4 separate regions of the Homo sapiens genome follow, and all the other regions are linked to region 4. The links are chromatin loops, found by intact Hi-C in ENCODE. Cell type or tissue: endothelial cell of umbilical vein. All regions are shown on one strand. Region 1 overlaps LINC01619 (long intergenic non-protein coding RNA 1619). Region 2 overlaps LOC105369905 (a long non-coding RNA gene). Region 3 has its middle 63 kb from the start of BTG1-DT. Region 4 overlaps LOC105369896 (a long non-coding RNA gene).

What was found. A loop is a pair of places that touch in the nucleus more often than their neighbours do. Peaks named below come from ENCODE experiments on the same cell type or tissue, not always from the same donor. Only the 100,000 strongest peaks of a DNase experiment are listed, where the experiment ranks them.
Region 1: it touches region 4 in a loop (5-fold over the local background); 7 of 110 quality-filtered maps call a loop at or near these places.
Region 2: a loop joins it to region 4, with 8 times the contacts of the local background. A loop is called at or near these places in 20 of 110 quality-filtered maps.
Region 3: a loop joins it to region 4, with 4 times the contacts of the local background. A loop is called at or near these places in 4 of 110 quality-filtered maps.

What each region holds. Positions count from the first base shown.
Region 1 is chr12:91,986,563-91,994,562 of GRCh38, reverse strand. It overlaps LINC01619 (long intergenic non-protein coding RNA 1619), which reads left to right. Exons shown (of 5, transcript NR_132341.1): 2 at 1,034-1,193; 3 at 5,370-5,466; 4 at 6,920-7,030; 5 at 7,866-8,000. Among named protein-coding and RNA genes, the nearest start is that of LINC02404, 120 kb to the right of the region's middle. In endothelial cell of umbilical vein, no CTCF peak of the experiment used is centred here; DNase peaks (open chromatin) are centred at 742, 3,102, 3,872 and 6,222; H3K27ac peaks cover 5,342 bases.
Region 2 is chr12:92,603,821-92,611,820 of GRCh38, reverse strand. The region is part of intron 1 of LOC105369905 (a long non-coding RNA gene); the gene reads right to left. The region is part of intron 1 of LOC124902983 (a long non-coding RNA gene); the gene reads left to right. Among named protein-coding and RNA genes, the nearest start is that of PLEKHG7, 95 kb to the left of the region's middle. In endothelial cell of umbilical vein, a CTCF peak has its summit at 3,153 (motif pointing right); a DNase peak (open chromatin) is centred at 3,160.
Region 3 is chr12:92,205,453-92,213,452 of GRCh38, reverse strand. No RefSeq gene overlaps it. Among named protein-coding and RNA genes, the nearest start is that of BTG1-DT, 63 kb to the right of the region's middle. RefSeq lists an enhancer at 4,320-4,409. In endothelial cell of umbilical vein, no CTCF peak of the experiment used is centred here; a DNase peak (open chromatin) is centred at 4,692; H3K27ac peaks cover 927 bases.
Region 4 is chr12:91,378,392-91,386,391 of GRCh38, reverse strand. All of the region lies in intron 4 of LOC105369896 (a long non-coding RNA gene), which reads left to right. Among named protein-coding and RNA genes, the nearest start is that of LINC02823, 55 kb to the right of the region's middle. RefSeq lists enhancers at 3,835-4,666, 4,667-5,500. In endothelial cell of umbilical vein, a CTCF peak has its summit at 4,177 (motif pointing left); DNase peaks (open chromatin) are centred at 4,181, 4,861 and 5,521; H3K4me3 peaks cover 642 bases; H3K27ac peaks cover 861 bases.

The DNA.
Region 1 (8,000 bases), 610 kb before region 4:
ATTTGTCATGTCATTGACATGTTCAGCCTCCATTGTCCACACCACCCTGACAGCAGGTCCTTTATATTTCAAAGAAATTGCAGCCTGAATTAATATAATTAGAATGTAACTGTTATTCACTGCAGAAACTCCTTATTTCCAGAAGTAAAGATCTGATAGCATGTCTGTACTTAAAATCTTTCCCATGATGGCTGGAGGGGAGCAAGCAGATAATAAAATGACAGAATAGATGCTATTTCACGGGCTTTTTAAAGTATTAACTAATGGAAATATAGGGGGAGAAGAAAACTGTTCTACCCTTGGCATGTATAAATGGAAACATCTTTTAAGTTTACTAGCCTTTATAGTACTTCTATAAAATATGTTCTGAAAAGTAACTAAACTCAGAGAAATAAATTAAATCAGAAAAATTAGCTATCTCCAAAAAATATGCAATGAAGCATGAAGTAGAGTGGCTAATTCATAGACAGAATTACAGATTTAAGAGATGGTTGAATAACTTTAGTCATTTTTCCCTGCTTCCCTTTGAACAGTTGATGTCACTAACTAGGCAACTGTCACCAAGTTGGTAACTTGAGTGCTGGATTTTTGAATTTTATTCTTTGTTAGCATTCTGTTTCTACAAATACATGATTACTGATATAGTGGAAACTGACATTGGCATTTTTCTTTTGAAAATAAGATTGATTCACATTCTTTTAAATAAGTTAATTTTCTCACTGGGAATGACTCATTTGAGGGGGAACAATGGCCTGGCATATCAATGTGTTGGCTGGTGCTTATGGCCTCTTCTCTGAAGAATATAATGTTTATCCTTGTACATGTTATAGACCGTTTGTGTCCTTCTGAAATTTATATGTTGAAGCCCTAATTCCCAGTGTAATGATATTTGGATATGCAAGCCTTTAGGTAATTAGATTTAGGAGCCTTGAGGGTGGAGCTCTCATGGTGGAATTAGTGTCCTTATAAGTAGAGGAAAAAAACATCAGAGTGCTCGCTCTCTCCTTCTCTCTCCCCTGTGCCCTGCCTCCAGACCTCTGACTATGTGAAGATACGGTGGGAAGATGACTGACCGCAAGACAGGAAGAGAGCCCTCACCGAGGAACCAAATTGGCCAGTATCTTGATTTTGGATTTCTCAACCTCAAGAACCATGAGAAATGAATGTCTGCTGTTCAAGCCACCCAGTCAATGGTATTTTGTTATGGCAGCCCCAGCTGACCAAGAGAGCGCATATGAATTTAATGAGCATTGAGAAAAGCTAATGTTTTTCATTTTTTCCCTTAGAAGCATCTATCGATCTTCATTTGAAATTATGTGTCAGAAACTGCAATAATAGAAGTAAAGAGAATGGGCTAGGTAATGTAAGAATAGGGCTAAGGTTATGTAAGTGAGGGAGAGTTTCGAGAGAGGAATTTCAGTAGCCTTTAAAATTTTAAATAAAATACGCTCTATAAACCAAATGCATTAGTTAAGGAGCTGTGGGCATCAGTTTCTCCTTATAAAGATTGCATATACCTTTTAGTTAACATCTTGGACAAGTCAGGAATGATTCCTTTCCTCCAGGGTGTCCTGTGGAATGTCTACCTTGTCTCCCTCAACATAGAGGAACTATCGACCATTTTCCATTAAATAGCCTAGAATTAGGTGTGTTTCAGAATCACGTGTATATATGTACATGGTGGTTGGATGTGGGTGGATTCGGAAGGACTTGTTAAGATGCCCATGCCTGAATTCCTCCCAGATCCACTAAATCAGAATTGTCAGCTGTGGTGCCCAAATTACCTAAGTTAAAAACCACTCCAAGCGCTTCTGATACATACCAGACTTGACATCCATAGACCAATGTTCTCATTCATTGATACACATATTCAAGTTTACTACCTAGGCAGATCTTTCTATAGGTTATATATGTGAGTTTAAAAATGGGTACATTTAATTTTTATAAATGGAAGTCCATTTAAGACATTTTGGGCCAATGGTTTTGAGGAGAGCTCATTAGCATACCAGCTGAGCTGCCCCATTCCCTCATTGCACACCTTCCTTCTGCCTTTGCCATAGGTTGCTTAGTTTCTCAGTCTGCCTGTCTGGTCTGAGTTAGAAAGAAAAATGGGCATCTCACAGTTCCTAGCAATTTATTTTGCAAAAGAATGCAGTAGAGATTTCTATTTTAATGTAAAAAAATCCTTTGAGTAAATAGTTTTCCCTCTCTCCAATATATTTTCTTATTATTCTGTATATTTAATAATGGGATTATATGTTATAAACACATGCTTAGACATCCAAATATATGCACAGATGGAAAATATCAAGCTTGCAGGAAAGGTCCATCCCCCAAACACAATTTTAAGGGGTTTTGCCTTTGTTTTCTCTAAGGAATACAAAAGTCAGACTTGAAAAAAAGGAGGTTTAGGGAATTCTGTCACTATTTTCCTAATTTCCAGCAAATGCTAATTCTGATGTTGTTTTTTTGATTTTTAGTGGCCTTTAGAGAATTCTTGGGGTTGAGGGTGGGTAGGAAGCGGATTGAGGATGGGGGAGAGTTCCTATCTGATGTCTGACCAATGAATTGTTAGATAAACTAGTCATGTAGAAAACAGCTTGATTTATCTAAGAGAGATAATAGTGACTCCCAGGATCCAGCCTGCCCTGTAACAACCCAGAGGACTTCTTTCCTGAGGTTTACAGAATACACTGATTGGTCAATCAACTAGATGTAGTAAATATGTAAAAATTATATTCCAAAAATTTTGTAAAAATAGTAAAATAAGTACATATTTTTGGAAGAGTATGTGGGGAAAAAGTAATGCAGAGGAAAAAAAAGAAGGGAGAAAATATGGGCCAAGGTGCTGCTTTCAGAATCAGACACATGTGGATTAGATTCCAGTGTTAGTTGTTGTATGCCCTTGGGTAGTTATGTCACATTTCTAAGCCAATGTTGTCATCTGTTAAATGGGAACAATGTCTCCCTCACATGGCTATGGTAAGGGTTTGCTAAAGTATTTATTTTACAGTCTGTAAAAGGATTCAGAAAAATGCTTGATATACAGTAGCTGCTAACACAATACATCTGAGATAATAGTATTACATTGCTGGCAGCAGAGAGTGGTAGCCACTAAGTATATTTTTTTCTGGACATGCAGTCCTGACTTTGAACCCCTTTTGGTTTGAGGCAGAATTACTGCTATTGGCATTTCTAGCACTAAGTCTACATGATATTTTAAAGAATTTGTTGAGAGCTCTTAAATTATTACTATTATTATCAAGAAATAGATTTGTTATGTCTGTTTTCTTGATTTATTAACTGAAATTCTGTAATCCTTGCCTTAAGCTTACAAGCGTTCTTAGTTTGATTTTTAAAATACCCTCAGAAACCATTAATGTTCACAAGAAATAAGAAATCTTTGCAATAATATTTCATTGTATCATCGTACTTTTTCTTTCCTGAAAAACCAATGAAGAATGGCAGTTTTATAGGTAAAACAGTAGTTAGCCTTTATATGGATGACATTTTCCCAAAAGCCTAGAAAAATTTCACATTTGCAGAAAAATACTCTGTTCCCATATTAAATCTGATTAAAATTCAAATCTATATTAACATCTCATAACTTTTTGAAAAAAGTGAATGCCACACTTAATGGAAAATGCTCACTGTCTGTCCTCACTGCTTTTGTGGGCTTCCTAGCAAGGCTGTACTGGGATCCAGGAGGGCTGGATCACAGCTACATCCTTGTTAAAACAGTCAACCGGCATGAATGTTGGCCTTTAGTTTTTCCTTCCTTTCCCCTCTCCCATCCCTACATTGTTTCAGCTGCCAGCTCCCTAATATTTTTTTCTGAAGCAAGGGAAAGGAAAGGGCAAAAATGACTTAGAAAGAATAACATTTCTTTCTATGGACTTAAATAGAACATTCAACGCAAAACATCCTGTGTTTTCTTTTAGTTGATGACACATTGACTGTAGGAATGAATGAACTAAAAACCAGGGCTTGATTTTCAAATGGGGGTTATTTTAGTTGCATACTACCTGATCAAGAGAAAGTTGTTCAACTATTTTAAATTATAACCTGTTGGTTTCTCCTCTGTACTCCTGATCTCCTTATCTTGCTGTGCGTTTCTTTTCTCCATTTTACATATCACCTTCTAACATGTGTTTATTATGTTTTTTGTTTATTTTCCCACTCTCCTGGCCATGATGGAAGTCCATGAGAGCAAGCATCTTTGTCCGTTTGGCTCACTGTTGGATTCCCTGTTTTAAAAATATCACCCGGCCCAGCGTAGGTGCTCAATAAATATTTGCAGCATGAATTAATGAAATAGTTTCTTTCTCAGTGTCTTTTTCTATACAATTATGCAGAATATAACTGGTACAAATATGGTACAAAAACATCTTATAAATGTGCGCTTATACCTAGTAGATACATTTGAAAGTACAGCTCTGCTGGGAGTGTACATATCTTAGTTGGTGAAGAAGAGATAATAAAAGAGTTAGATTAAAAAAAAAGCACTTTGTCACTCTCTATTCTCTTATTTACTCTGCTTTATTTTTCTTTGAACCCTGAATCTTAATACCCAACATAATATATTTATTTGCTGATTGTCTACTTCCCCATACTAGAATGTAAGCTTTTTAAGGACAGGATCTTGTGTGTTTTGCTCACTACTATAGCCCCATTCCTTGGACTCATGCCTGATACAGAGTAAGCACCCAATACATATTTATTGAATGAATAAATGTATGTTTGAATGAGTGTGTTTGTTTCAGACTGTATTCATGTCTGGCTCTTGCTCTATATACAGACTCTTTGGAATGATCGTTCACTAAGAGCTTGGTACTGTTGAGGTGGATGATGGGTGGGGAGATAAAGGGAAGAAAATGACCAAGATTATACTAGTATTTTTAAATTTTTTTATTAATTGTGAAAAAGATGTCTCAATCATTATATATGTAGTATAGTGTGAGCCTAGGGACGGTGGTTTGGGTCCTGAAACATCCACCTATTTTCAGAATGAACTAAAATAATTTCTTAGTTTCTTGATGTCACATTTTCATTATTTGTAAAATTAAAACAATGTTACCTTACCCAGGGCTATAATGGGAGAATAGAGAGGCACTGACACATCGAAGTTGGTCAGTAAATATTAGCTATCATCATCATCATCATCATCATCATTATCAACATCATCATCCAAGGGTTGGTGAACTATAGCTGGTGGGCCAAATCTCTCCTGTGGTCTGCTTTTATAAATAAAGTTTTACTGAACACAGTGTATTAATTTTCTTATTGTCTCTGGCTGCTTTTACATTACAACAACAGAATTGAGTCATGCCTTGCAAATCCTAAAATATTTGCCCTCTCATCCTTGATAGAAAAAGTTTGGAAACCTTCATCTAGAAAGTGGTCTAGCAAAGTGTGGTCCATGGATGAGTTTGATCTGCAAACTGCTTGTTATTGGTTCATGACAAGGTGAGTACAGAAACTGTGAATAATTATTTAGAAACTTATATAACAATTTAAGAATGCTAGTGACTTCTAAGTGCATTATTTTGACATCTAAGTGCATGATTTTGGTTTATACAAAAGTGTTGATTTGTGACTGATTGGAAATTTAAGAAAAAGAAAACCTGGCCTTTTCCACTGGAATAGAGTCGGGTGTTTTGTAATGGGATTTTGTTGTATTGGTGACTTAGTAAGACATATTCACGTGGCTTCAGATGGAAACATCTGGGGGCCCATCAGGTGGGAGTGACAAACATGTCCTGAGATTGCAATTGACCTGGGAAGGTTGATGAGCATGCACATTAATAACGTCACACAAATGGATTTTCTATGCAGATGGGTGGGCCAGCCACAGTTCACTTATCAGCTAATACAGTTGTAATGTGTTGCTTCATATCTGAGAGAAGGCAGCACCTTAGGATATTATGTGTGTCTCACTTACATATATAAATGAATTCCCTTTTGAGGTAGATGTATTTTAGTCAATAAGTCATCTTCTCTCAATAGTAAGCCAACAACTTTCCTGGAAATCTAGCAAAACAACAGTTCTATGACCAGCCTTATGTTTTGTTGCATGTGTGCATAAAAAATGCAGATTGACTCTTTCCTTTTCTGTTTTAGAATTGGTTCCAAACAGTAAAGCCGCCAGAAAAAACAGACAAACTCTTAGGAACAACAATGCCCATTATGTGTGGAGTAGAAGCTGCCAGACTTTGATTACTGGCCAGAGATTAACCCCTTTGGTGTCTTAGGGGGGAAAATGCCAAGTCTGAATCCAGACATTTCCAGGATTTTACAGTCATTCATGGTATGAGACCAGGCGATTTATAATGACTTGTGCAAAAAAAAAAAGACTATTGGGAGAAGGAAGTGCAAGTCAAAGGCCACGGCTCCTTGCTTCCTGAATTCTGCCATGACTAATTCCAGCAAGCGGACATAGACCTGATCACCTCTGCTTTTCCCTTTGCTAGCCTGCCTGGTCATGGATGAGAAGCACGCTGCTCTTGCTACCTTCATGTGGTGGTTTGGGTCCTGAAACATCCACCTATTTTCAGAATAAACTAAAATAATTTCTTAATTTCTTGAGGGCACATTTGCATTATTTGTAAAATTTAAACAATGTTACCTAACCCAGGGCTACAGTGGGAGAGTAGAGAGGGATTGACACATAGAAGTTGGTCAGTAAATGTTAGCTATCATCGTCATCATTATCATCATTATCAACATCATCATCCAAGGGTTGAATGATGTTTTTGTGTTTTTGTCCAGGTGTCAGAAGGAGGCTGGCAAATTTGGCACTCACAGAGGGAAACCTATGTGCTTCGTGAGGTCATTGCTTAGAGTACAACTGCTACCAAGAACATTCCCTGCAAACTCTTTTGTGATCAGTTTCTTCCCTTCTCTCATATACCCTCTGCAGGTCTACCAATTGCATTTTGAGAGCTCAGATAAGCAGAGAGCAATGCAATTTGTCACAGAAGGATGATTATGTATATGCACTGTCATGTGTATGTATGTGTATGTATATACGGTATGTGTATATATGCATATGTATATACAGTATGTGTATTTCATTTGTTCTTTTATCTTATCCTTCAATATGTATTTATTGATAATTTATTATGAGAGGCTGAGAATACCAAGTTAATTATAATTTATTATAATAATAGCTACCATTTATCAAGAACATATTGCATATCAACATTATGCTAAATATTTTATATACATATATTTTAATGCATTTAGTCACTTAAAAAACTTTATGAAATAGCCCCATTTTAGACATTAGTAAACCGAGTTCCAGAAAACTCAAGGGCACGCAGCTAGTTAATGTTAGAGCTAGGATCCGCATTCAGATCTGTTTGATGCAAAACCCATTCTCTTAATCACTTTGTTAAATTGCCTTCCCAAAGATGAATAACATGATACAAAGGCATTTACCTACTTTCTTGGATTCACAATCTGGTTGGCAAGAAAGGCATATGATGCAGAACATAAAAGGCTATAATACAGCTATGTACAAAATACCATGATTAACTTGTTCTCTTGCGGGGTGGGAGAAGGTGGAAGAGGGTAGAGGAAGGCCTCATAGGGCAAGTTGTGCTTGAGCTATGCCTCTGGGGTATGGGATACTCACACAGCAGAGAGAGAAAAGGTGGAGGCTGGAGAGGAGAGAGAGAGAGAGAGAAAGGGGGGGTGGGAAGGAGGGAGAGAGAGATTTCAGCTGGGTGTGACTTTGTTTTGTAGGATGAGACGTAGACTTGTTCAGGTGCAAAGAGACATCTGGAACTAGTTAGTGGGAAGTTCTTCAAGGCTGTTTCTCCACTGAACAAGCCCATATATTTTTCCTCTTTGTTCTCCTTTAGCTATTTCCATGCCTAACTCAAAGGAGACACAAGGAGAAAGTGAGCTCAGCCTGGATAAATTGGAGATTGTGATGACTTCTAGGAAGCCTCAGGAAAGAGAAACAAAGACAACACTGGCCTGCTGCTCTCTGCAAT
Region 2 (8,000 bases), 1.2 Mb before region 4:
TATGTTGGGACATAGTTTTTATTACCTCTGGCCTTCAGATAAGGCAAGGGAGGCCCTGTGTGGTCATTCCCAGCAAGTGGGGCAGAGCCAGGCACATTCGGAGGGCTGTAGACTCCAATTTCTTGTGCTCTTGTCTCATTTGAGCAACATCATGAATTTATAAATTTGCCCATTATGGGCCTAGGTAACATGTTACCTTCCAACTTAAAAACAAGCCAGATTCTCCCACCATGTCGGTTGATAAGTTATATAGTGGGGTAGTGGTATATTCATTTTGGAGCTATGTTTAGGGATCTTCAGAAACCTGTAATAATCCTATCTTCTGCTAGTAGCCTCCTGGTCTTTCAGATTGACAGTTATACTGGAGAATAATCACCTATTTATCAAACTTTTTAAAAAGTGAATTTTTTTTTTTTTGTATTTTAAGAAAGGCAATTAGATCCCCTCCCCCCTCCCCATTTTTCCTGGTATCAATGTTTGGTAGTTTTGACTCCCTTTAAATATGAATGAAAAAAAGCTAAACTATGATATTTTAAGTGAATAAGTGGGGCCTTAATTTAAAAATTTATATCTACTACTAGCAAACTGAAAAGTCTTTAAAAATGACTCAAAAGCTATTTATTATTTTCTCTCTCTCTCTTATTTTGTGAATGCTCATGAGGAATGGATGAGGCATGGGAAACCTAAGTGATTTATTCAGGTTTTACTGAGTTGGTAATAAAACCTGGGTTTGGAGAACTAGGTTGGGAAAAGTCACACACTTTTCTCTGCTTTTTTTTTTTTTTCTTCACATGAATTCTCTACTGGTTCATAAAGTTGCTAGCATAGCTCTTACAAAGTCTCACTCATGAAATGAGGTATTGATTCTTTGTTTTTTTTTCTTTTTCTCCTCCTGACTCAAATTTCCTTTTACTTCCACAGTTGGAAAAGGAAGAAATGAACTTCTGGAATCAAATACTTAAATGATGTAGAAAAGCAAAGACTGCAAACCAAGAAAGCTAATGTATACCAGCTTTAACTGTGACCTGATTATGATATGATATTAATTTGCAGGGAAAAAGGTTATCTCCTTGCATTCTAAAAACCACGATGTTATATATGATTGAAGACAAAGGATATATATTTTTTCCAAGACAAAATGACTCATGGCCTTTAGGTAGACAGTATAATAAACTCAAATGCTTATGTAGGCTGCTGAGTTAGGGAAGAGCATGAAGTGGGTCAGGTCTAAGAGATTATGGAGATTTGCATGGAACTGGAATCTTGGAGGGCCCGTGCCCCACCCAAAGGCTGTTTGGCTATATTGCTCCAGCTGATTTCTACCAAGTAAGAATTTGGTACCTGGGTGGCTGCATTTCCTGATTTTTCAACCTGGGCACCTAGATTTGCATGTGAAAGCCCCCAATTATAGGCTGATATTCACTTCAGGGGTTGGTGTCTGGCCAGCAGAGCACACATAATGACTAACTTCAGCTTGGGAAGGGCTGGGTTTTGCTTATAAGACAGTGGAGACCCCTACACATTTTTATCATTTAATTTTATTTCAAAACCAGAAAGGACAACATTGAAGGCCTAAGAACATGGGAACAACCAATGAGACATAATTTTTCCAAAGGAGTTGTCTGTACTCAAAGATTAAAAGAAACACTGTTTTAGATGGAAGTTATAGGGAGGCACTTTATTCTTTAAGTACGCAGTAACAGTGGTGTCCCCAAAAGAGTAGACTAGACAAGCAAGTGGAAATGGATAAAATCCCGCTCATCTTTCAAGGCCATTCTTAAACACCACGTACTCCACAATCCATTTGCTTTAAAATCATATGACGTCTATGCTGTCCACCACAGCTTCAGAGAGTACTGAAACAAATATTTATATTTGGAATAATACTCAACAAGAAATTTAACAGTAGGTTTGTCATGGATAATGGCCCATCAGAGCAGATACAGCCTTTAAAACAATAGTAAAGATATGCTTATATACAACAGCAAAATACAAGATCTGTTTCTATCATTCTTTTAATGTCATAGAATTTTGTTACTCAGAGGGTAGACCTCAGACCAGCAGCATCAGCATCACCCGGGTGCTTATGAGAAATACAGAATCCCAGGTCCCACTGCACACTTATGGGGTAAAAATCTGCATCTTAACAGGGTCTCCAAGTGATTAATACGCATATTACAGGTTAAGAAGTGCTGTCCTGGAAGACTTTGTAGCTCACTTTGTCATCATCTACCATAATCTTGCATTAAAATTAGTAAGTAATTATTTGTCATTCCTAGTAGACTATTAGTTTCTTGAGGGCAGAGGCTACGTAAAAAATCCTACTAAAGTGCTTAGCATCTTGGCCATAGTAAGGATTAAAAAATTTGTATTTAATTGAATTAAAAATGATTTTAGGGCCAGGTGTGGTGGCTCACACCTGTAATCCCAGCACTTTGGGAGGCGGAGGTGGGCAGATCACCTGAGGAGCTCCTCGAACTGATCAGGAGTTCAAGATCAACCTGGCCAATATAGTGAAACCCTGTCTCTACTAAAAAAAATATAAAAATTAGCTGGGTGTGGTGGCACATGCCTGTAATTCCAGCTACTTGGGAGGCTGAGGCATGAGAATCACTTGAACTCAGGAGGCAGAGGCTGCCATGTGCTGAGATCAGGCCATTGCACTCCAGCCTGGGTGATGAAGTGAGACTCCATCTCAAAAAAAAAAAAAAAAAAAAAAAAAAAGATTAAAAAAAATGACCATAGTTACAATCAGAGTGGCTAACATTTGTTGGGTGCTTTCTATGTATTTTACAAATTGTAAACCGTTATTATATTTATGTTACAGATGAGGCATTGGGGGTAAAAAAGGTTAAGTAACTTGTGCCAGACATGAAGGGGCAGAGAGGAGTCTCGGCTTTGATGCCACACCAAGGCTTGAAATATTATCAGCCTTAGATTGGCAGGTGTGAACGAAGGAAATAAGAGAGGAAGATTGGAAGAAAATTACTTCAGTCTTGTAAGCCTAGGAGACTAGAAGAAGGATGTTTTATTCTTGATGATACTGGAAGACTCATCAATAGTTGTCTTCGGGATCTTGTCCCAGAGATAAAATGCTTCCTTTTACAATCGGGAATAGCTGCGGGTTAACATGCATCCTTGACCAGAAGATGGAGCACTTTAGTCTCCATGGTTTATTGATTCATCTGCCTGGAGATGAAAGGGCAAGAAAGAACATTTTTTTTTTTTTTTTTTTTGCCTGTGACAGTCATTTTGCCTTTTCTCCTAAAGAAAGGAAAGGAAGTAAGAACTCAGCTAAGTGTAGGAAAGATGATTGAGAGTGGGGAGAGGAAAAAGAGAGGAAAATGTCACTTGTTTTTTTCAGATCTTTCCAGCAGGAAGCAAAGAAGTCGATATAGTCCGTGACACAGGAAGCCCTAGTAACAATCTAATGGGACCACCAGACAGTAGTACTATGGGGGTGATAGGCAGTATATAATTATTTTTAATGTGCATGTATGCTTAGGGCTTGAATTGTACCACAGTGCTGTCAAATAGTAAAGGATAGATAAAATGAACAATTCCTCCTGTGGAGTGGGACAGAAACCAGCCTAAGTATCCCACTGGGGGATAAAAATGTGAAATGAAGAGCTTAATAAAATTAGGGCTATGCAAGGGAAAGTGGAAGTCTGTCTTAATAAGCTAGCTTTGAAATATTTTAAATTGCTGTTAGGAAATCTATGAGATTATTCACAAAACACTCACATGGAAAGAATTGTCTCAAGCTACATTTCCATCCTAGTTTTGAGAACTAGATGGTGAATACTGCAGAATTTTTTGCCATCTTCTAACAATTAGCTTCAGGAGATATTTATTTAATTGAATGTATGTTAAGTAAAACAAATATATAAATGCTCATTCTATAACCATATATACCATTGCCTCTACAATATAGGAAATCCTTCTAACAACATCTCAGAAGAATATTATCTGCACAACCTGAGAATCTGTTAGTGTTAGGTTAATTGGAAAAAAAATATTTTATACATATGATGTCAAAAGTAGATGAACAGGTCTCTTGAGTAATTTCTTAGATTTCAGGATTAATGTCTTACAATAATTTATTAAAAACCCATATGGAATTGCACATCTAAACTTCCATAATTCTCTCTTCTGGGATAATAATACATTTTCTCCATTTAAGTCTTTTCTTTGGTTGATTAGTCTTGCATCCTCTTATTGGATACTTAGGTAACTTAAATGAGTGTTTCAAATACAAGAACTTAGTGTAACTGTACACTAAATTCTGTTTCAGCATGAAATTCAGAAATTTGTAATTTGGGATTTAGAACAATTTAAATCAGAATTGTTTTGACTTTGGGTTTTATATTTGATTATATGAAAGCCAAATAAAAGTTAGCATGCTGTTAAGTATTTAACAAAGTGTTTACATATACGAAATACTAAAGGCTAGTAGAACACTCTTTCTGCTAAAGAGACCTCTAAAATAGCTTTATACTTTTCTGCTTGGGACATGAGTTGAAAGAAAGACTCTAGCTGTCTAGCCTTGAATTGAGACTGACCCCAATTGTGGAGGAAATATCAATCAGCCTCAAAATCCAGAAAGCCTTCATTCTTGAAAGAGCTTTTTATTCCCAGCGAGAACGTCTGTCTCATGGGAGAGGCTGCCACCCTGGTGGTTAGGAGTTTAAACTCTGGAGACTGGCTTCAGATTAGAGTTTTGTGACCTGCAGTTATGTGACCTAGGGCAAATTACAGAAACTTTCTGTGCCTGGATTTTACTGTTTGTAAAGGAAGGATAACTAATAACATCTACATTGTAAGAAAACTCTATGGATTAAATAAGATAATGTGGGTACAGAACTTGGGACAATGCTCTTCCCCAAACAAATGCCCCCAAACAGTTGGCTATTTTTATTATTAAAAACAGTAGAATAAAACCCACTGTCTTCACTTAGCCATTAAATAAGTCAACCTGAATTAATTGTTACTATTTAATTTTATTCTTAAAATTTCTTATGACATAAGCAAAACGCAATCATTATAAATTATAAATACACATAAACAAGAAGAAAATATCATTCCAAGTCTTATCCAGAGAAGATCTATAATGACATTGATACACACATGGCTTTTTTCCCATGCCTATATATATCTCTAGGATGCAAAAATAATCACATTTAAGCCAAAATAGTATTAAAAACTCATACATGTTTTGTATAATTCCTTAATTGCTGAACTTGTCACTCAATAAACTACATGACCTCAAGCAAATTACTGACCTCTTTCATGTGTTAATTTGTTTGCAAAGAGCTCCACCAAAGTGTTGTGAGAAATAAGACTTTATGTAAAATGTAGTGTACTTTATTACAGAAATCACTGTGTAGGACATATCTTTTTTTTAACTTTTTTTAAAAAAATTTTACTTTAAGTTCTGGGATACATGGACTTATCTTTTAAGGATTCCATTTCAAGGACCTTTTCACTGGTAACAAGTCAGGATCTGGTAAGAAGTTCAGATCTATCACTGTTACCACTCCTCTCTCTGCCACCTCTATTTGCCAGGCCTTTAATTCTTCACATGTCTAGTGTTGGCTCTGAATTGTAGGTGATTTATTATTGGAGAAGTCTGGCTTCAGCTGAGACAAAATGCACCCACAGGAAGATTATTTTCCATGATAGGATGTAATCAGATTGAGAGTAAGAACTGTATTTTATACTTGTTCATATTCCCTAAATATCCATATACTATGCTTTGAATGTTAAAATTTGATGAATTTTAAAAGGGTACTAGAATAGTCCATAAAATAAGATTTGCCAACTCAGAAAAAATGTGCCTTGTGTCCTAGCTGAGTAATTCACATACTTGTACTTTAGAAGAGGCAATTGAATAAGCTAACAAAAATTTTTATGTAGCATTGCCTCAAGTATATTAGAAATATTTTTTGGGTTTGCTTTTATGCCTTAGTACGATTAAGTATCTTTTCATCAGGTTAGCATTTGCTGTTTGCTGCTTGTCTGAACAAGGTATGCTAAGGCGAAAGATGAAAGTAACATCGTAAAACAGCAAACCCCAACCTTTGTGGAACTAGGGACTGGTTTAGTGGAAGACAATTTTTCCACAGACCAGGAGAGCAGGGGATGGTTCTGGGATGATTGAAGCACAATACATTTATGGTGTACTTTATTTCTATTATTATTACATTTAATGAAATAACTATACAACTCACCATAATGTAGAATCAGTGGGAGCCCTGAGCTCATTTTCCTGCAACTAGATGGCCCCATGTGGGGGTAATGGGAGTCAGTGACAGATCATCAGGCATTAGATTCTCATAAGGAGTGTGCAACCTAGATCCCTTGCATGTGGGCAGTTCACAATGGGGTATGTGCTCCCGTGAGAATCTAATGCTGCCACTCATTGCCGTTGCTGATCTAACAGGAGACAAAGCTCAGGCAGTAATGCAAGCGATGAGGAGCAACTGTAAATACAGATGAAGCTTCACTTGATCACCTGCTGCTCACCTCCTGCTGTGCAGCCCAGTTCCTAACAGGCCATAGACTGGTACTGGTCTGTGGCCCAGGAGTTGGGGATCTCTGCTCTAAAACACTGAAATCTCTCCAGTGATGATTATAACAAAAATCACCCATTACAACTTTATAATTAAAGCCCTTGATAAAATACACATTAAATGTGTTTTTGGGAGAAGTCCTGCTTTCTGCATTTCCCCCTTTTCAAAGATTAATTCATTTAACTGAAACTGATGGTGGGAAGGAAATGTACACAGGCTTGAAATTTTGTTTGGAAGCAATTATGTTCTGTCCTTCCCAAAATATAGATTGTGCAATGAATGGGGAACTTGGCTAGAGCAAGATTGTTGACAAAATGTAGCTAGACAATTTGAGCTATTTTTAGTTATTATTCTGGTTATACTTAATAACATTTATCATGAACATTTACTTTGATGAAAGTGATTCTTTTAGGATATAATGAAGAAATGTTTGGCATTAGTTTTGGAAAAATATCCAAAAGTTTTTACAAAAAAACCCAACCCCCAAAACAACAAAACAAAACAACCTTATATTGAGAGGAGATAAATATCCTCATTGACTTTAAGGGGGTGGGTGGGGTGAAATTGTGTTAGAATATGTAACACTTTACTTAAAAAAAAAATCAATGCATGTAAAACTTATTCTGAAGAGTTAAAATCTCATTCGTAAAACATTTTAACACTTTTTTCTTCTGTCAAGCATATCTTGTCACTGAAAGTGGCCTAATACAATTTTATCTGGTAGAGAAAATTAGAGGAATTGCTTTAATAAGAATGATTTTTAATTAACATTGTTGATAAAACGAGCCCTTTTAAAGTTCTTGAAGGTGCTTGAAAACAGCTTCCTCTCCTCAGTAGGTTGTTTCAATTATGATCTATCATCATTTCTTCCTTCATAGGTAGTAAAAGACAGTTTGAGTTCTGTCCGTGTCAAGCATCACACATCTCAGATGAGTGGGTATGTAGTGATGAGGTAGGAAACACGTAAAGATCTTTGCTGTAATATTTCAGTGTCTGGTGACTCAGATGCTGAATCTACTTCTCATAAGTAAATGTTTCACTCAAATCAAAGAGAGTAGGCACTCCATCTCTGGCTCATGCTTCACTGTACTGAGAGTTTAAACTTCCATGCTGTCCTAGCCTGCTTGGAAAAACCAGAGTGCCCTGAACTTCCAGTGAATCAGCTCCTCTTGGGCCCTGATGTGTCCTCAGGATCTCATTAGATGGAGCCAACTCAGAATCTAAGCAGGTACCTATGAGTTGTCCCTAGTACTGAAAATCCAAATGTTGCTTGGCAGTCCAGTTCATGAAACCTCTAAGAAATGGAAGGTCAGAGGCTGCTGTTTTCCTGTGGAGACATGACTGGTTCAGCAATGGGGGCAGGTCTGGACAGGGTAGTGAGACCCATCAATAGACCATCCATGAGAAGGCCAGTAGGGGGTGCCATGG
Region 3 (8,000 bases), 830 kb before region 4:
CCAAAGTTCTGATGATGATCTTGAAGCTTTATATGATCTACCTCCCACTCACTTCCTTGGTTTGTTTCCTAGCATTTTCCCCCTTGCTCACTCCACTGCAGTCACACTGATTGCCACACTGTCCCTCAAAACTGCTGATCACATTCTGCCATACAGCTTTTGCATTTACTCTTCCTTTTGCCTGAAACATTCTGTCCCCTAGATAGTCTCAGAGCTCACTCTTTTACCTCCTTCAGGTCTACGTTCAAACTCCAGCTTATTAAAGTCTTCCTTGAATAGCCTATATAAAATGGTACCCTCAATCACCTGTCTCTCCATTCTTTTTATTATTACGCTTAATGTATGTATTTGTTTCTTTGTTTAGTGTCTCTCTTCCAAGATTAGAATGCCTTCTCTCATGGCAGAAAAAATACTGTGGCCGGGTGCAGTGGCTCACGCCTGTAATCCCAGCACTTTAGGAAGCTGAGGTGGGTAGATCACCTGAGGTCAGGAGTTGGAGACCAGCCTGGTCAACATGGTAAAACCCAGTCCCTACTAAAAGATATAAAAATTAGCTGAGAGTGGTGGCAGGTGCCTGTAATCCCAGCTACTTGGGAGGCTAAGGCACGAGAATCACTGGAACCCAGAGGCGGAGGTTGCAGTGAGCTGAGACCGTGCCACTGCACTCCAGCCTGAGCAACAAGAGTGAGACACCATCTGAGAATAAAAAATAAAAAATAAATTAAGAAAAGAATAAAAAATGTTTTATCCTCAGCTGTGTGGGACTAAAAACAGTGCAAGAAGTAGGAGCTCAATAATTATTTTTAGTGACAGGCTTTCACTCTGTTACCCATGTTGAATGCAGTGATGTGATCATAGCTCATTGTAACATGAAACCCCTAGGCCCAAGTGATCATCCCACCTCAGCCTCCCAAGTAGCTAGGACTACAAGCACATGCCACCACACCCAGCTAATTTAATTTTTTTGTTGTTGTTGTAGTGATGAGGATCTTGCTATTTCACCCAGGCTGGTCTTGAACTTCTGGCCTCAAGTGATCCTCCCGCCTCAGCCTCCCAAAGTGCTGGGATACAGGCGTGAGCCATTGTGCCTGGCCAATGAATTTTTTTTTTTTTAATGAATAAAAAAAATGAATGAATCGTTTGGCACATAGCCTGGCAAAAAGTAATCAATAAATGGCATCATTGCTATGATACCGAGCTTTTCTCTTAGATTAGAAAGAATGTTGATTTTTTTTTCTATTTTATTCATATTTGGGTTTTCATGATTCTTCCCAAAAATGATGCACAAATACAAATGTCTTTGTTTTGTGTTGCTATAAAAGAATACCTGACGCAGGGAAATTTATAAGTAAAAGAGGTTTATTGGCTTATGGTCCTGCAGACCATACAAGAAGCATGGTGCCAACATCTGCATCTGGTAAAGACCTCAGGCTGCTTCCACTCATGGTGGGAAGTGAAGGGGAGCTGGTGTGTGCAGAGATCATATGGTAAGAATGGAAGTAAGGGGGAGCAGGGGAAGGTCCCAGGCTCTTTTGAGACATCTGGCTCTCTTGAAAACTGATCGAGTGAGAACTCACTCATTCCTGAAGGGAGAGCATTAATCTGTTTGTGGGGCACCCACCTGCATAACCAAAACACCTTACATTAGGCCCCACCTCCAACATTGGTGATCAAATTTCAACATGAGGTTTAGAGAGGACAAATATCAAAACCATAGCACAAGACTAGTTTCTTCTTCATGTTCTTATCATGCTTGACATAACTCTCTCCATTCGTTCAGCTTTTCATGGTTACAACTCTGCTTCTATATATTAATATGCCCTAACTATAGAATGAGGTGAGAAAATGGGCACAAACAGGCAACGAAGGAAGAGAGTATCTTAAAATTCAACATGCTGCTAAGAAGTGAAAAAAATAAAAAAGTTGAACAACTACATTTTGTGCCAAAAAGGAATAATAAAATATAAAAATCAACCAAATGCAACTATTTCGGCTTAAGTGAATTTCAATCAAAATAGTTTGTATGTATAGTCAGGGCTTCAATTTCTTAAACTAAAGAAATGTCAGTATGTAGGACTAGATATAAAATAAGCCAAATATTGGACCAGATGCAGTGGCTCACGCCTGTACTCCCAGCACTTTGGGAGGCCGAGGCAAGCAGATCACTTGGGTTCAGGAGTTCCAGATCAGCCTGGGCAACATGGCAAGACCCTGTCTCTACCAAAAAAGAAAGAAAATTAGATAAATATGACTCTTCTTTTTCCTTTACCTTACATAGAAAAAAAACTAAAAGCATTTGCAAAATATCTTAGACTCTCATCAAGCTAGATATTTCTTGCTTATATTGAGGAAAAAATCACACTCTGAGAATAGTGTTAATCAAGGGTCATAGGTAGCGCTAGACTAGAAATTTTGAACTGTAAAAAAGATATTAAAATGTGACTTTTAATTAGATCAGAAATGAACTCTAATACTCTTCACGTCTTCAGAAATGACACCTTTTATTCCTCCAGTAATTGAGGTGTCAAAGGGCAATTTGAGGCTACTCGAAAAGATTCAGAGTCTGGTTTTGTTAACTACTAAGCTAATTACTGGTACAAAATGAAAATTACTAGACACCACTGAATTCTTGACAGGTCAAAAAAATATTCTTAAGAAATCCTGGGGTTTAAACTGGTGATATTCAGGCTTTCAATATTTATTTTGTAGCTTTATTTTTTTTATTTCTTTGAGGCAGGATCTTGCTTTGTCACCTAGGCTGGAGTACAGTGATACAATCATAGCTCACTGCACCCTGCACCCATGAACTCCTGGGCTCAAGTGATCCCCCTGCCTCAGCCTTCTGAGTAGCTGGGACTATAGGTGCACACCACTACGGAGAGCTCATTTTTGTATTTTTTGCAGAGATAGAGTCTTGCTATGTTGCTCAGGCTCATTTATAGCTTTCTTTCTTCAGAAATAAAATTCACTCAAATTAGTAAGGGTTTGTTGCTGTTGTATATGTGTGTGTAGGCACATGGGGGAGTAAGTAGGCAGTTGAGAAATCTTTTGCAAAGTCGTCTGTTATATTAGTGACTATATATTGTGAGGCGGGATATGAATCACACTGGTTTTCAAAAAACTTTGAACTTACTATTTCTAGGGCACAGTACTTTCAAAGGAAAGAGCCACATGTTCAGAAACCATAATAACCTTCTCAGAGCACCTGTGCACCAGATATCAGTTGCTCCATCAACTATCCTCTGACAATAGCAGTAAAAACCATTTACCCACACTCAGTGGTCTATTCTAGTTTCTACCATCTAAATGATGGTCGGACTCCATCCGAAATATGAGTTTAGGCCATAGCCAGGTTGACTTGCAGAACACTGTTTTAAAATGGGATCAAGGGAGGGCAATAACAGATCTGCAAAGGAGAGAAAACCTAATCATTCAAAAGCAGTTCTGAGCATGAAGTAAGTAATATGTCCACTCAGAGGTATTGTTAATTTAGGATCAAAGTCTAAAACTGGAGTCCTGCGGACAAGCTGGAGAACAAATTTAGGCATAGGGCTGGTTGAGTGGAGCACCTGGAGCCAGAGAAATGCAGAGCAGCAAGGCCCAGCAGCCCTTCCTGAGGATGATACAGATAGTGAAGAGAGGGTGGAAGGAAGGAAGCAGAATGGGATGGGGGCGTGAACATGAAGTGAACAAGAGAAGTTGCTAAACATTTCCCTCAATACTTGGCCCTGTGGATCACTTGCATCTGAATCCTCTGGGAAGCATGTTTCTGGCCGGGTGCAGTGGCTCACACCTGTAATCCCAGCACTTTGGGAGGCCAAGGTGGGTGGATCACTTGAGGCCAGGAGTTCAAGACTAGCCTGGCTAACATGGCAAAATCCCATCTCTACAAAAAGTACAAAAATTAGCCAGGCATGGTGGCTCCTACCTGTAGACCCAGCTACTCAGGAGGCTGAGGTGGGAGGATCGCTTGAGCCCAGGAGGCAGAGGTTGCAGTGAGCCAAGATCACTTCACTGCACTTGAGCCTGGGTGACACAGTGAGACCCTGTCTCAAAAAAACAAAACAAAAAAAAAACTTCTGGAAAACATGTTTCAAAAACAGATTCTCAGGCCCCACCCCAGACCTCCTGAATTGAATCTTCACAAGTGAAGCCTAGGAATGCAGACTTTAAAAAAAAATGCATTCTAGGCAGCTTTTATTGCATTTTGTATTATTTACTTATTTATTGAGACAGTGTCTTGCTGTCACCCATGCCCATGCCATAGTGAGTGGTGCGATCATGGCCCACTGCACCCTTAAACTCCCAGGCACAAGCGATCCCCCAACCTCAGCCTCTCGAGTAGCTGGGACTACAGGTGCACACAACGACACCCAGTTAATTTTTTATATTTTGTAGAGACAGAATCTTGTTGCCCAGGCTGACCTCGAACTCCTGGGCTCAAGTAATCCTCCCACCTCAACCTCCCAAAGTGCTGAGATTATGGGCATAAACCACTGCACCCGGCTGGGATATAAACTTTATACACGGTCCCCAAGTATCTGAAGCACACTTATATTTGTGTGCTAAGCTCCTTACTGGTATTGTTTTGCTTAATCCTTCAACAGCTCTATAAAGCATGTGCTATTCTTATCCTCTCCCCACAGACAGGAAACTGTGATTCAGAGAAGCTGACTGACAAGGCACAAAGACAAATGTGGCAAAGTCCAAACGCAAACTTAACACATTCTGATTGCAGATTTCTGTGATAGTAATCACTCTAGACCAGAGGTCTTCAGACTTTTTCTACAAAAGGGTCAGTTAATAAACATTTAAGATGTGTGGACTAAATAGCCTTTGTTGCAACTACTCAACTTTGCCACAGAGAACATGTAAACAAACGGACACGACTAGGTGTTCCAATAAAACTTTACAAAAATGGGCAGCAGGTCTGAAGATGCCTGCTGTTGACTAAGCATTGCTTTTCTTTTCTTTTCTTTTTTTTTTTTTTTTTTTTTTTTGAGACGGAGTCTTGCTCTGTCGCCCAGGCTGGAGTGCAGTGGCACGGTCTCGGCTCACTGCAAGCTCCGCCTCCCGGGTTCACCCCATTCTCCTGTCTCAGCCTTCCGAGTAGCTGGGACTACAGGCGCCCGCCACCACGCCCGGCTATTTTTTTGTATTTTTAGTAGAGACGGGGTTTCGCCATGTTAGCCAGGATGGTCTCCATCTCCTGACCTCGTGATCTGCCTGCCTCTGTCTCCCAGAGTGCTAGGATTACAGGCGTGAGCCACCACGCCCCGCCTAAGCATTGCTTTTCAAAGTGTCATGCTCAGAACAGTAGGATCCTAGGAACTTGTTAGAAATGCAGACTCTTACTCATTCCAGACTTGCTGAATCAGAATCTGCATTTAACAAGGTCTCAATGTAATTTTTATGCACATTAAAGTACGCGACTTCTACTCCAGGGCATTTACAAAGGACTTCCCTGAAAGCTGCATTTAATGCCTTTGCTGTCCCTCCTTTTAGGTGCATGAACTCATCTTCTGATAGTAACTGTGTTGATTGCCTTCCACAAAAGTTAAAAAGTAAATAAAGCTGGGTGTGGTGGCTCATGCCTATAAAAATCCCAGCATTTTGGGAGTGCTTGATCTCAGGGTTGAAGACCTGCCTGGAAAACATGGCAAAACCCCATCTCTACAAAAAATACAGAAATTAGCCAGGTGTGGTGGAGGGTGCCTGTAGTTGCAGCTACTCTGGAGGCTGAGGCAGGAGGATTGCTTGAGCCTGGAGGTTGAGGCTACAGTGAGCCATGATTGTGCCACTGCATTCTAGCCTGGGTGAAAAAGTGGGACAATGTCTCAAAATAAATAAATAAACAAACAAACAAATAAATATAAAAATAACTTATTAAATTGATAGTGCTTATTATACATGCTATCTTAAAAACAAAGATATAACATCACAATTTATATTTACCTTCTAAAAAGTACTGAGGTAAGTAGATAAAAAGTGCTTTATGAGTTGTTTCCCTTTTCTATACAAATCTCAAGGCCTTATACCGGAGGCATTGAATCAGAATCTCTGGAGATGAGACCTGGAAGCTGCATTTTAACAAGTTTCTCAGGTGATTCACATTTAGATAATCAATAGGTGCCCACTCTTCAGATCTGGGGATTACTGCATGAAGAACATACAGACATGAATTTTGGAGAGAGGGGTTTAGTCCTCCACTAATTAGATGACCTTGAATAAGTTAATTGACCTCTTTGGACATCACTTTCTTCATTCAAATGGTGGTTCCAAACTTTAGTGTCCATTAGGATCATCTTGACCAATGCAAACATTCAGAGAATCCACCACTGTATAATACCATGAACAAAGGGTTGAGTAAGTAAATGAGGGAGAAAGGACAGCTCTTCCTGACAGCACAGTGTCAACTACTATATAGAGAAGCGGCCACAAAGTTAGAAATCATCAATGGATGCTAAAACTAGTGGTAAAATTTTAATGAGGAACAGGATATTTACATAGTTTCAAAGTATCTCCTTGCAAATTAATTATTGATTACAAAGTAAAATATAGTAACTCTTCAGTAGATAAACCTGGCAGACAGCACTGTAACTGACCAAAGCTAATATCACCAACATAAGGACAAAGTGACATCATATGCCTCTTGAGGTGATGCAACAAGAACACAATGCCACTTAGTGACATTCCTGCCAAAATGCATAACCTATACTAAATATGAGGAGACATCAGACAAACCCCAGCTGAAGGGAACCCTAAAAAGTAATTGGCACACAATCTTCAAGAATTTCAAGGTCAAGAAACAAAGAAAAGTTAGTGTTGGGATTACAGGCATGAGTCACCGTGCCTGGGCCAGTTTTTAAAGCAAAGTAAGAATCAATGCCACATCAAATGTACACATTAAATGTATACGTTATATTCATTTCAAATTTCAGAAAGATTAAAATGTGAAAAATATGACTTTTAAGCTTACAGAAATAACAGTGTAAGCTTTTGGGGGACTATAAGACTTTACAAGTGTGAAATAATTAGGTAATTATTCTGCTTCATGACACTTCTATTAATTTCAATGGGTTATTTATTAAATTATGTCATAATGACTCCCCTAAGTGATAGTCAATTCTATAAGATCAGTCTCAGTATTTAGTTTGCATTTGTATTAGCTGTGAACAGTGCATTAGCGAGATTGTATATTACAATAGTCATATGTCTAAAGCAGAGTTTCTCAACCACCAGTGACATCATGAATCAGATAATCCTTTGTTGTGAGGGACTGTCCTGTGGCATTGTAAGATGCTGAGCAGTAGCCCTACCTTGGTCCCCTACATGTCATTACCACCATCCACCCAAATAGTGACAATCAAAAATGTTTCCAAGCTGGATAAACTCTAGAAGGCAAAATCACTTCTGCATGAGAATCAAATGTACATTGAATAGTGGCCCTTTAAAAGATGCTTCCACCAGGAACTGACCTGTAAATGTGAACTTATCTGGAAAAGGGGTCTTTGCAGATATAGTTAAGGATTTCCAGGTGAGACGATCCTGGATTTAGGGTCCAGCCTAAATCCAGTGACTGATGTCCTTATAAGAGAAAGACAGAGAAGATGTGAGAGATACAGAGAGGCAGGGAAAAGGGCAATGTCAGACAATGAGAGAAATTGGTGTTATACTGCCCCAAGTCAAGGAAAGCCTCCAGCCACCAGAAGCAAGAGGTGGCAAGGAAGGATTCTTTCCTGAAGGCTTTGGAGACAATGTGACTCTCCCAAAGCCTTGATTTTCAACTTCTGGCTTCTGGACTTTTAAGAGAACAAATTTATGATTTTAAGTCAGCAAGTTTGCCGTAATTTGCCATGGTAGCCCTAAGAAACTAATCACCATTGTTCTGATATTCCATATTATTTAATTAGAGATTATATAAACAGTTTGGGCTAGCAGAAAAGGGTATTCATGGAAAGCATATTGGGGTATTAGAAATAATCAAATAAGGGCCGACC
Region 4 (8,000 bases):
TTGTGCGTATGCTGTTTCTTCTGTTTTGGACTCTCTTACTTCTTGATCTGATCCTTAACTGCTCTTCAAATTCCAACGTAAGTATCTTTTATCTGTCAAGCTTTCATTAGACTGCACAAAGGCTCACCTAAAATCCTTCTAGTGTTTTGCATATAGGTCCATCATCAGCAGACAACGATGATACTGGCACCTGGTGCACAAGCATCCCCTAGTCCTATCCCTGCAATGAAGCATGTGCTTGTCTGTCTCCTCCAGTAGACCAGAGGCCTCTCAAAAGCAATCATAATTTGATTGCTTTTCAGTACTTCTACCATTTAGTACAGGACCTGACAGAAGGGCAGGGCTGGGGATGGACAGAAACTTGAGCTCAACTCAAGTATAAGTTCTGTTTAATGGTGTGGGTGCCAAGAAGACTTGTGGAGAAGGATTCTGATGTGTAGCCTGTTCTGAGAGGGAAAGAGTTCCATGATCAATTAGCGATGTCGGCTATGGGAGTAGGAAACTGGGAATGGCAGTACCTATCCCACACATTTGCTCTTTTATCACAGGCATTCTGTAATTGTTTGTTGAGAGAACAAATACATTAGCAAACTTGAAGTAATGTTTCTTGCAATGTATATAACAATATTAAGTAAAATATTCTTTACTTCATTTCATAGCCTCTGATCTCAAGGATCACAAAACACATTGAGTATTTTTTATGTCACTGATCACTCCCTTTTAGTTTTGAATGTAGGTATTCATTTCTCTTAGAAGGGAATTTGAGACCCATAATCCATAAACAGATCATGCATATGCATAAAACAAATGTGATCTCCATGGTACCAAATATACAGGGTATCTGTTTTCTTCAGTAACTTGATTCAGTGGTTTTACATAGCCTTAAGATTACATGGTCAGTCAGAAGTAGGGCTTGGATGTCTGACTATTTTCCCCATAAACAGAAGGACAATATAATTTATAGTCCATACTTGGGACACCTTTGAGAGTGAATGGGGTGCTATTAATTATGTTGTAACAAGAGATGTAAACAAAAAACATTCTGGGACATGTGCGACGTATAGTCACCCTACTCTATAGAACTGTGACTCTAATTCTCCTATAGGCTACATTAAGTTGTTTGCTTAATATACACCCAAAACTGTAATTCCAATTGATTTCCTGTGGTTTCTTGGGTCACTGTATTGAGAAAGATATTAAGGCCGCTTCCAGATGTCACAGAAAAGGGTGCTGTGTTTCACTGGTGATGCCTGGTGGCTGACAAATGTGAATGAAAGGACAATGGTAGGAGTGCCCCTCACTTATGATTCCTGATCTAGAACTGAGAATCCACAGCTGTTTGCACTTCTACACTAGGTTCCTAGGAAGTAGTTATTTCCTCAATATTGACTCCTCCTCCATTTTGGTGCTTCAGTTCCCTTTGTGAGGATCTGGATTTCATATGACTTAGGCCATTCATAACCAAGATTTGCTGCTAACTTTCTAGACTTTATAAATTTGCTACTTACCATTTCCAGTTCTAGCTGTGCTACTCAGGATTCTTGATTTCTTGTCTATCCATACCGTCACAATTATAGACTTTTTTGTAAAATCACTTCCACCTAATTTTGGAATTACTGGGCTTCCAGTCCTCATGACCATACCCTTTACCTAGTGCATGGCTACGGGATCTTGTCTTTTATATAGCTTGGCTTCCATTTTTTAGCTTCCTAGCTATGACCAATTTCTCCCTGGCACCTGTAACTAGCAAAATCCTAAGTCCTTACATAACAGTTAATCTCAAAATCTAGTTTCCAAGCCAGTGCTCTCTCAAAGGTCTGTTGTTCTGTTTCCAAAATTAGCAATGAAACATGATGCAGGTATTTCTGATAAGAGGAGGATTTCATAATAAAATTACTCAGAAAAGTATCTCAATTATCAATTTTGTTTCAGCACAGAAGACAGAGCCTGAATGATCTTTGCCAAGTCCCTCAACTTAGTGTTTACAAAACTTCAAAATGTTTACTTAATATAATAATGACAAATCCCAGAGAGTTTTGTGAAGAATAACATAAAAGTCAGAAGGGCTTGCTTTGTTAATGCTAATTAACCCATTTGTGCCTGAAGCTGCAATTTTTTGAATTTTTGCAATCAGATCTTGGTGATGACCTTGAGCAGCAGGATATAAATAACTCCCAGATGCTTAGCGTTCCAATAATGGAACACTAGGCATAAATGGATCAGGACACCTGTCCTAATTCCATTATAGGATTGTACTGAGGAACGAATGCAGTGATAAATAACACAGTTGTTAGAAAATATAAACTATGGTCTTTTGTATAATGCAAATCTCAGATATGTTAGAAATGGCTTTTGTATTATTTATCTTAATCTAACGTAGTTTTAACTCCAAGACTCAATTCTACCATATTGCCAAGAATTCCTCTAGCCTTTTCAAAATAGCACCAGAGACTGGGAGCCTTAAATCTTCATGAAAATAGGGAAGAAGCTGATGTTCTGGCTAACATGGTCACTTCTGATTTTTTCACTATCCAGAAGATCCCCTTGACATCTGGCAGTTCTCAAGTGCTTGTGTACCAGTCTCAGGTGGGAATCTTTGGTCATGTTTGGAACGAACCCAGCTGTGGTCCCATCTCCTGGTAGCCATCTCTCACTTCTGCGGGCTCCTGACATCTAATATTCAACTCTGGAGTCATCCTGCCTTCTCCCACATTCATCTGAGGACCAGGGCTGTGGTTCCACTGCCCTAGGGCCTATGACCAATGAGCCTCTCTCCTCTGGGGGAAGACTCTCCACCCCTGGCTTCTACAAATTCTTCCTTGTCTTCTTTACTGCATGGGCAGGTGGGACAGGATGATTTCTTTCCATTTCCCCATCTCTTCTTCTCTCACTGGGCATCCTGATGGTGGCACAGGGGCAGCTAGGTGTCAGGGCTGGGACTTGAGCAACTCAATAGCTGACAGGCTCAGGGAGATAGGGAAATACATCACTGACAGCCTCGGCCTCTTCCTCTACAATCACCTCATTCTATTTCCAAACTCAATGCTGGACTCCCTCTCATGGGTTGTTGCACATTTGGTGATGAATTTCTTTAACTGGCTCTAGGCCAGGATGATAAAGCAAAGACTATAAAACACACAGAATTACTGCAAAGAAACAGAACCCACATTCTTTCCAGATATTGCATGTTGAAAACTACATATCCGTAGTCATCTGGAGATTTCGTTGTTTAGGAATACAATTCCTAGGTGGATTTTTCTTTTTCTTTTATTATTATAATTATTATTGTCAAAGGAAACTATTATAAACTGAATGCAATAGAAAAAAAAGGGTCTACTACCACTTTTAGTTTCTGTAGTATTGGTTAATGAATATGATACTCCTCTCTACAGCCCCTCTCCCCAACATCCATGTTTTATGGCAAAAGATTATAGGCTCATAAATGCAGCTGGGGCCAATAATTGATGAATGCAATATTTTATGACAGATTATGCATTTCCTTAGACAGGTAACTGTTACAGAAATATTGCTTCTTGATTATAACCAATCAGATAATAAAAATATGTTTCAGTTTTACTGAGATGTTTGATTTTCTTAGGTCTTGTTGTGCCACACCAGGAATAAAGCTTAATTAAGGATTCATTTACTAATTGTTTATCATAAAAGCTATATTCAAGGGAAAAAGTTACATTGAATCCATAGTTTTCTGGGAGGAGAACATGGGAACAGTCTGTTTGTGACCTGTATTTCTCTGCCAACTTCAGGACTTGGTAACCTATACAGGTTTCCTATGTGAGAGGTTAAAGTGTGGGTCCTTCTGTTTCCTAAAAAGGAAGCCTATAAAGCACCACATCATCTTTTAATTATTTTCCATACAATAAAGCCAGTTTAAGGCCATGAAATGGCCTATGAGCTCCTATGTGTTATGTAACATTTTCAGTGGTTACTGTAGCAACATTTTGTCCTTTATGGCATTTCATTTCCATATAAAGTAATCTGCATTGTTATGGGATGCTTTGTCCCATAGTGATGACCATAAACCATGCTCAAGGGTCTCAAACACTGACTCCCCACTCCCTTTTGTTCTACCTGAAAGGCGCCTACTAAGCTTCTTCTTTTAGTGACTATTAAAGGGGGAAGGATGCCCTGAAGAGGTTCGTCCGCTGTCCAACAGCGACCCCTAGAGGCACAATGCCTTGAAAGTGGCCAAAACCTCCAAAACTTCAATGCTTTTCTCCAATCAAGTGCTGCTGTAATTTGCTTACCTTGAGAACTATCACAGCATTAATCAAGACCTGCCTTTACTCTGAAAACATGGGCTGCTTTTGGTGCCCAAAAACGAAAGCCCAAAGTTTCGGGAGCTTTACTACCTACTATCTACTACACATACATTTGTTTTCTCTTTGTGAGATTTAAGGGAACCGTGGAAGAATTGCTTTTTATTCATCATCAAATAAGCATAATAACAAATTTGGGCATAGTCAAGATACAACGCCTTTGATGGCTTTTCGTTAGTTTTTTGTTTTTGTTTTGTTTTGTTTTTCGCTTGAAAAATAAGTTAAAATCTCAGGAAGAAAGAAAGAAAATCCTAGCGCTTTTTCTTTTCTGAGCTTGCAACTGTTTGTAGCTCAGGCACCCGGATGATTCATCCCATGAAAGCCTTGAGCGCTCCATTTGTTTTGTAGATTTCACTACTCCCTTTGTTCCGCTTCAAACCTTTCAGAGGGCTGAAATGCATTATTACCTTGTTAAAGCTCAACCAAAATCATTTCTACAGCCTGAAGCTGTTTTGACGTGGGTTGAGTATCTCACACAAAAGAATTGCTTTTGTTCCCAGAAGCTCTTATTGGCTGAGTGGCCTTTGCTCTGAGCCAATCAGAAGCTAGTTGTTAGGCTTGGCTGGCTATTTTTAGCCCAACACGCAAAAACACTTGGTCTTGGAGGGGGTCGGCTGGAGAGTGAAAGGCCCTGTAGTAAAAGCCAACAGCTAAATGCATTTTGGATGTCAAGGCGCGTTTGACATTTTCTCTTTAATTCCTCATACGCTGTTACATTAGCATGTGTTTTTCGTAAACAACAAACTTAGAGCTGCATTTCCCAGTCCTGAATTATCCATTTAGTAAAGAGACAGAAAGGCTAAGAAACAGCATTCCCCTTTTATCCAAAAGCAACGCACGGTAGTATCTAGTTATTTCATAACGCAAAAAAAAAAAAGTCAGTTACCGTATTGAGAATACTAAGGTGTTTTTGCCAAAGAATTTTTATGAATTTTCATCTTGAGTTAGAAATTTTCAATGCCTTGCTCATAATGAATTATAGAGTCCTAAAATAATCTTTTCCTCTTGCCCTTTAAATATGTATATAATTACACGAACGAGTATACACATGATGTGTAGCAATTAAAATAATAAATGCTGAGTGTGTTTCATGCATTGAGAAAAAGCATTCTTTTGAGCATGTTCTTCCATTTAAGCCATTACTCAGAGGGCACAAGAAGTATTTTTCCCAAATGCGCTTCAAGAGACAGGGCATTAAAACACACAATTTGTTAATTATCCGATATTATCAGGAAATGAAAGTTGCCAAACGGGAAAAGCCAGGCTCTTAAACTTTGATTTTCCCTCAGCAGTCTATTCAACTGGGCTTATATAAGGAGGAGACAAGCTGAACCCAAATTTTACAACACAAAGCAATTTTTATTGGCAGCAAGGGAGACCCCTTCCTGAAAAAGAAAGAAAAAACCCAAATCTATGTCTAATTCTTAAAATATGTTTCAGGTTGTAGATTTTAGCAATATTTATTATTCAAGCTTGGGAATATGACCTCATTTGCCATGGTTGTTTGCTTATTTTAAGAAAAATGCCTTTCTACTTCTTGTTGCAAGCCATCAGGCAACCATTTAAACATGCAAGCAAAAAGTCTGGATCATGGGCATATTTAAAAATCTGGAAGACTTCAATAAGTTGTAAAGATTTACGATTCCATCGTGGGCTTGCAGAAGGGGTTTGCTGTGGCCTTCTGTGAGCAAGGGCGGCCTAGTATATGGTGGGCATAGGCCAAAGAACTTACCAAAAATTCTACCAGAGTGAAGGGAGCACAAATAGTTTTGGGGGAAAACTTTCCTTGTCTTAAGCAATACCGTATACAGTGTTTAGAAGGAATGTCACCTAGGTTTCAGAAGGTGAATTTGAAAGGCTGAAATAAAGTACTTTAGAAAGAGGTATCTTTTTCTTTCCAACATCAATTTGATGCACACAGGGACAGATTTTGAGAAGCTCTGTAATTGCTCCCAGGAGTTGAGTTAGGTTGAGGTAGTCAACCAGCTGCTAACAATTTAGTTTAATATGCAGTCTTAGTAAATTAAAGGAATCTGATAAATTGAGACCCAGCATGATTCTTATTTGTTTGCTATGGCATAACATGTTGAACGCCAGCAGAAATTAACCCATTGAAATTTTTCTACTCAAGGCCCCCATTTTATTTTCTCACTTTCCTGTGTCAGATGTTTTTGCTCCAGACTTGGTCATCTGAGCAATTCCTTAGTTTTATGCTTATCTACTTAAAAAATATATATATAACAATAATACAAATTCTAGAATCATGCTTATTTTCAGTTTTCTCTCTGTGTTTGTATTTAAACTCCTTGAAGGTAAAAATAAATAAATAAATGAGTCTGTTACTCCTCTTGTGTGTTAACCTTTCTACTTCACATGTAGATCATCTTAAACATGCTTGATGTAGATTTTGTTTTCTGTGGGAGCTGAGACACTTGTGGGAGGAGAAATGTGCAATTTTGTACTTGGCTACATCCCCAGAGGAGTGGTGACCAGAAAAGGGAAAGACAGCTTGCCAGATACCTAAAGGATAAATGAGATATTGAGCTACTGGAAACACCAAAATTTACCATTGATTCTTTCTACACACTAAACTGTTACTTGTGATAGTAGTTGTAAAAAACTGCATGTTTATTAACCGAAAGGTGATTGTTCTAACATTCACTGGGAAAGAGTGAAATGGTTGGAATAACACTTTAGCACTCATACCTAAAGATTTGCAAAGCCAAAATGCCAGGCAAAATTAAAACAGGCTAAATTCATATGTACAAAAGAGCTGTAATTCTTTTATGATGAAATAGATATTTTCTTAGAAGCAACAGTTTCCTGTGTTCTGTAAAGTAAGCCAAGTCAGTAATGGGTAACTCTGGCATCTCCTGCTCTCCTCTCACCTCATGGATGCCAGGCTTTCGAGTTGTATTTCAATTCTCCCTTACATTGTGGCCTCTTTGCCTCACTCCCAAATTCCTCATACCTCTTCCAAACTTGCAGTTAGGAGTGAATATAGGATCCTCCTCCTCCTCCTCTTTCTCTCTCTGTCTTTAGATTAAACTGAAAACATGGCAGCTTTTTCCAAAATTATTCATTCTTTGTCAGGTGTGTGTGTATGTGTCTTATTGTGCCATTGAAAATAAGAATGTGGAGGGTGCCTTACTATGCCATAGAACAATTTATTGTGTTTCTGGGTTGCCATCTTTTCAATCTGATTAATTTATGGTCCCATAGAGAATCTCTGGTGTGAATTATGTTAGCTTTGTTGAGTCCACTGTGCAGAAAGTCAGTTTGTATCAATATTCTTCTAGGCTTAACAGTTTCTCCTTAAAAGGCTTAATAATTGCCTGTCATTTGTCTCTTGGCCCATTTTTATCTTGGAAATGATTGGCTGTTAGGCAGACCATTTGTGTAATATTACTATAAAAGCCTTAAAACATGGGAAGAAAATTAGAATCATATGTGTATATACTAGGTTAGTAATGAATAAAGTGCTTTTCTACAAAATTTTGAGGACCTTTTAGGAAATCAAAATCTTTAATGACATGAGGATATCCCAAGTCAGAATAAGGGGAAGTTTGAGGGAAAATATTTAAATTAGAGGGTAACTTTGTGCAAGGACAAGTGATATTTGTAATTTTTAGTGTACAGGCTACCATGAAGCTTACAAATGAA